2 separate regions of the Mus musculus genome follow, and region 1 is linked to region 2. The links are chromatin loops, found by intact Hi-C in ENCODE. Cell type or tissue: heart. All regions are shown on one strand. Links, peaks and the distances in the headings refer to the core of each region. The heading gives the core; the rest is flanking DNA. Region 1 overlaps Cemip2 (cell migration inducing hyaluronidase 2). Region 2 has its middle 100 kb from the start of Cemip2.

Region 1 (2,911 bases), core at 175-2,674, 78 kb before region 2:
TTTAGAAACAAAGCGATTTGTTTCTATTGTGTGTGTATGTGTGTGAATGCTGATGTGTGTATGTGTACCACATGTGTGCCTAGTGCTTGAGAAGGCCAGAGAGGGCATCAGATCCGCTGGGACTAGAGTTACAGGTGGTTGTGAGCCTCCATGAGGGTGCTGGAAACTGAGCCCAGGCTTTATATAAATCAACAAGTGCTTTTAACTGCTGAGCCATCTCTCAAGCTCCTAAAACAGGTATCTTAATTCTTTAATCTCTCCGTCCGTTTGTCTGTCTGTCTGTCTGTCTCTCTGTTTCTCTCTCTTTCATTTAGCATTGTGTCCCTGTATGTGCAGAAGAGTTAGTTTTCCTACCATGTGGGACCCAGGGATCAAACTCAGGTTATCAGCTTTGATGGCGAGTGCCTTTTTCCTTCTAAGCTGTCTTTCTAGCCCCTGAGTCTTTAAATTTTCTTCAGTATAAGTTTTTATTGTAATGCAATCCTAACAAATATTTGTTTTTCTTTAAGTAGACTCTCACTCTGTAGCCCAGGCTTGCCTGTAACTCATTGTGTAGCCCTGGCTGCTCTGATTTATTTGACTAGTGCTTAGCATTGGGTATTCAAGGAGTGTCTGACTCTGGGATTTCTTAATTTACCTATTTGTTGCCAGGGCTTCCCCGCCCCCCCCCATGAGTTGTGGGTCGGCTCCTTCCTATTTATGTTTGTTCAGCAACTGTCTTTTCCAAGCAAGTCTGATACCCACATTAATGTGATCTGAGCAAAATTAAGGGCTTTCCTGCATCTGCAGTTACCCAGGACTGCTCATCAGTGTAGCAAACCAATTGTTTGTTAATTTGGATTGTTGACAGAATGCCTGGGATGCCACCCTGGTTCTTTTACTTCCTCTTTGATCATAGGCTTCGATTCACTTCCTAAACCTCAGTCTTCTCATCTGAAGATTGAGGACAAGAAGAGAAGCGCTACGTAGGGCATGTCACATTGATCAACAATGTATCAAATGTGTCACACCTATCAACAATGTATCAACTGTGTCACATGTATCAACAATGTATCAAATGTGTCACACGTATCAACAATGTATCAAATGTGAGGTTTTCAGTGTAGTCGTGTATGTAGACACTGATGATAGGCTAATGCTGCACAAACATGATTTGGGTTATAAAAAGTCTTGTGTATGGTTGTGATTAAACACAATGTTCTTCTTTAAAACAAATCAGAGAGGGGCTGGAGAGATGGCTCAGTGATGAAAGCACTGGTGCTTTTCCAGAGGACCCTGGCTCAGTTCCCGGCACCCACATGGCAAGGTACAACTGTCCGTAACTCCGGTTCCAGAGGATCTGGTGCTCTCTCTGACCTGTGTGGGCACTGCATGCCTACGTCACATAGTCAGACCTGCAGGCAGAACACCCATACACATGAAATAAAGATAAGTAAAATATCAAAAACCAAAACCCAAGGAAAAGGAATCTCTGAGGTGTGACAGGAAGGTTCCGTGTATCGTTTCTAAGCAGCTTGGGAGGCAAAGGAGAGGAAGCGATGTCTGTGATGGATGGAGAAGCTGGCCAAGCCCTGCTTCCGGCTCCCATAGCCCCGACAGGCACAGGTGCTCAGCCCAGGCCCTCGCTGCAGTTTGGTCCAGAGTGTGTTCAATGGTCCTGTCTCCAGGAAAGTTCCAGGCTGGAGTCGACGACAGCTGGGCTTTGAGTCAGCTTTTCCTGTGTGAGAGAGGACCACTCACACTGGCTGCTCCCTTCTGGAAGAGGGGAACCCCTGCCTTCTGCCATGGGCTTCCTGCTTCCTGGAAGGGGTGGGAATTCTCAGCTGGAAGCAGGAGACTGAACTTCCTCCTTTTCTTACTTGAGTGAAAGGCGTCAGGAGATTATCGAAGTAAGCAGGAATTTCTCCTAAACCTAGAAAAAAAAAAACTGAGAAGTTATTAAACTCTAAAACAGTCCCAAGGCCTTTCTGACTTTTTTTTTTTTTTTTTTTTTTGAGAAATAAATTCTAGTGTCCTTTCAAATCAAAATTTACTTATTTAGTATCATATCTTGGGATAAAAGTGTTAAAATTTAGTGTGAAAAAAATTGAATATCTTCTCATTGCTCCCTTTTACGGAGTGTTATATGTTTATAAAACCTCAGATTTAGGGTAGTGATTTTTTTGGTCTAGGATTTCTGATGACCTTTGTTCTTAAATTGCCTGCTTCTGTTTTTTTGGAAGGAGGTTTACAATTTCACTGTAAACAATCAAAATATGTTTTAAACAAAAAATCTATTCTAGTTACTGGAGTTATTTATGGTAGTAAGTATGACTCCAAGAAACATACTGAGACTATACATAAAGCTTACTTTTATGTGTGGATGTGTTTGCATATGTGCATACACGTGCATTCTGTGCAGAAAAGACACAGGCAGGACACCCTAGTCTCCAGGAGCAGACTCCATGACTTGGCCAGGTTAGGTTTTACCTGGCAATTGACCAAGTCTGTGAGTCATCCATGTTACTCCTGCTCTTTACCCACCCACATGTTCCGTCTGTTTACCTTCCCAGCCCAAGTAGATGTATTCTTCTCTTCAGTTGAGTCAGCGGCATCTTGGGAAGTAGGATGGTGCTGGAGAAGGATTTATTCCACACAGATCTTTCAAGAGGAGGGCTTCCCATGTCTGCTACTTTTGTAAAGCTGTCTTCTGTTCTCTTCACATTTCCCTGACATCAGCTTTTTTGTTGCTGACTTCTTTTAGCCACAAATACTGTGGGAACAGTATGTATTTCAACCCTGATTCAAATGCAAAAAAAACCCAAAAGTGTAAGCCAGAGAGAAGCTGGATTATTGATCCAGTTCTCATGCTGATTACGAACCAGCCGTGACTGTCACAGGCGATATTTGAGAGACCACCTGCCTTCGTCAC
Region 2 (2,911 bases), core at 134-2,633:
TTGCTGGGGCCATGTCTGGGTTAACTATAATTTGATCTCCTTGATGGAGAATTCCAGGGAAAATGATCCAATTTTATTCTAGGAACCCAAGGTCGGATGTCCTAGGTAACTTAGCTTCTGTTAAACTACCTGTTTCTGTAGAACCTCCAGCTTTTTCTCAGAGTCTGTTAAATTGCTTGCTTCTGTGATGTACCCTCTCCAGCTGCCAAGTGAAATACCAAGATATGGTTTTTACCTTTAAAACCCCTGGACTCTGGACTCCTAGGGCTCTGCCTAGGTCCCTGAACACTTGGGTATAGTCTCAGCTGGCTGGAATAGAGTCCCATTTGACTAGGAACTGGGTCTGAGTGGTTATTTTCTGATGCCATCATATGAGTAGCTATGGCTCAATATAGTCTACACATACTAACAGCGGCAACTTTCTTTTTTTTTTTTTTTTTTTTTTTTTTTTAAAACAGCTTCTTTTTTTTTTTTTTTTTTTTTAATTTATTTATTATTATATGTAAGTACACTGTAGCTGTCTTCAGACACACCAGAAGAGGGAGTCAGATCTTGTTAAAGGTGGTTGTGAGCCACCATGTGGTTGCTGGGATTTGAACTCTGGACCTTCGGAAGAGCAGTCGGGTGCTCTTACCCGCTGAGCCATCTCACCAGCCCGGCAACTTTCTCAATCATGTCTTGATGACAGAGACTGTAAAATGCAATCATGATTCTAAAATGTAACTGGAGATGTTAAAATCTCCGAATAACAAGAAACCATGAATATCTTATGAAACTTAATTTTTATATACATGTGGTCATTGAAATTTATAACCTTCAATCACTGTGACAAACAAGCTTTCCCAAGTTATTCTCTGTTGTGAAGGGGGAAAAAATGAAACCCAGGGTCAAGCAAGCATACTGGGATTGCCTGTAAGTAAAACCTTGTGCTTAGAAGATGTGGCTGTAAATGCCAGTCATGCGTTCTTTTCTCTTCACATTCCTGAGGGCAAACCCTTGTCCTGTCTCCACTCTGCCTTCCATCAGTCACACCTCTTTCTCTTCCCGTCAGTCACTTTGCTTTGTTATTGTCTCTTGTTGTATCGAGGTTGGTTTGTTCCACGGAAATAACAAATGCCTGGATTTCCTGCTTCCCAGAGCTCTGGGGTGAGTTAAGTGTACAGATGTTTATTCCTGGTGACAATCCCTGTTGGCAGGTCATGCAGTGCTTTTGTTTGAGGGCTGGCTTTGCTCCAAGATGCTAGCTGAAGTGGGAATCCTAAGAATTCACTTTCATTTAGATCAGACAATTGAACCAATGGAAGAATGCTTGCCCACTTCTCTCGGCTCCTATATGCCTTAGAACCAAATTTTGTTTGTGCAATCTGCGAGTGATTTTTTTTTTCCCTTCTCATCTGCCAAAGGGTAGGGAGTGGAAGATAATTGCTCAAGGGAAAGCTCTTTGTTCATTGTCTCTGATCTATTTCATAGGAAAATTTCCATAGGAATTCTAGGAAGAGAAACAAGCTGAGGGAGAGAGTGACATTTGAGCTGTTGAGTGTTGGCTGGTTCTGTGGCTAGCCGGGTAGCCAATGAGTGTTCCTAGCCATTGAGTGTTCCTGTCTCCGGTTCTGTGGCTAGCAGCACAGCCAAACCTAAGGAATGTGGGCAGTCTTTGAATTGGAGCTCCATGTCTGGCCACAATGCTAATAGTTCCTCAAGGGATACTTGGTATTTGCTGCTAGGGGCCTCCACTGGCTTTTTTTCTTAGACACAGGCAAACTCTTGAGACCCATTCAAAAGGGTTGCAGTAAGGAAGGATGGTAGAAAGGAGGTAAACATGACTCAGTTTCCCTTTCCTGACAGTCACCTCCCCTTTGTCAGATGTTGCCTAGTGTCAGTGACCTCTTCTTGGGGTTCTCTCTTTCCAGATAGGGAGGGGCATATACCTGGGAAGCCGATATCAGGAAGCTGTGGTCTAGAGAGCTGGCATAGGGAGCAGGGATAGAAATAGACGCTTAGGTGATGTGAACAAAGCCCAAGTAGCTTACAGGAATCAAGAGGACCTGGAAAAACCCCTAAGGCCTGAAGCCTTTGTTTGGAAAGTTTTGCAGCATAGAGGCTGGCCAGGTCTCAAGAAAGCTTTTCCACCAGAGTTTCAAAACAAAATACTGAGGGGGGAAAAAAAAGAAAAAAGAAACCTAGAATAAACAGAAAGCATCTCTCTTTCCTTTTTGTTGGCCAAGTTGTAAGTTCAGCGAGAGGCCTGGTGAGCTGGATATGGAGAGGAGATGTAGTCCACCTCAGAGTAACTGGAGAACCTCGTCTTGCACCACATCCACATTGTAGCACTGCTTTATTAACTAGGTACACTCTCTCAGACCCTTGACCTTCCTGTGAACTATGTAGTCTTGCATATGCCTAGAACAGTTCTTGTTTTTCTATAAGTTTCCCTTTCTTTTGTTAAGTATAGAAAAAATATAGATTTATTATGAATATTATTTTGTCAGTTAAATAATTTATATTATTTATTTTTACCTTTTTTTTAAAGCAAGTCACCCTCCCCCTCTTCCTGACTACCATCAAGGCTATGATGGATGGGTCCTAATGCTGATCCAAGTTAAACCCCCCACCCTTTTTTTTTTTTTTTTTTTTTTTTTTTTGGCCTGGTGGCAAGTAGAGCCACAATGGGTGGATAAACAGAGATCTTTTCTTGGTGTTTCTCTTTCCACTTTCCCCACATTTTCTCTAACACTTAGGTGGTGGTGGGTGGTGGGTAGTGGGTGGTGGATGGCGGGTGGTGGGTGGTGGGTGGGTTGGGGTGGCACAGAAAAGCAGCCTGAATTGAGAACACTCTCAGGTTTTGACAGGCTTTCTCTGTCACTGTTTATAGCTCACTCCTGATTGGTCCCATTCACGATCTCATTTGAAT

Evidence for each region. A loop is a pair of places that touch in the nucleus more often than their neighbours do. Peaks named below come from ENCODE experiments on the same cell type or tissue, not always from the same donor. Only the 100,000 strongest peaks of a DNase experiment are listed, where the experiment ranks them.
Region 1: it touches region 2 in a loop (3-fold over the local background); 2 of 42 quality-filtered maps call a loop at or near these places.

The regions. Positions count from the first base shown.
Region 1 is chr19:21,802,987-21,805,897 of GRCm38, forward strand. All of the region lies in intron 5 of Cemip2 (cell migration inducing hyaluronidase 2), which reads left to right. Among named protein-coding and RNA genes, the nearest start is that of Cemip2, 26 kb to the left of the region's middle. In heart, for the core only: no CTCF peak of the experiment used is centred there; a DNase peak (open chromatin) is centred at 1,695.
Region 2 is chr19:21,881,184-21,884,094 of GRCm38, forward strand. No RefSeq gene overlaps it. Among named protein-coding and RNA genes, the nearest start is that of Cemip2, 100 kb to the left of the region's middle. In heart, for the core only: no CTCF peak of the experiment used is centred there; DNase peaks (open chromatin) are centred at 1,198, 1,628 and 2,078; H3K4me3 peaks cover 896 bases; H3K27ac peaks cover 1,995 bases.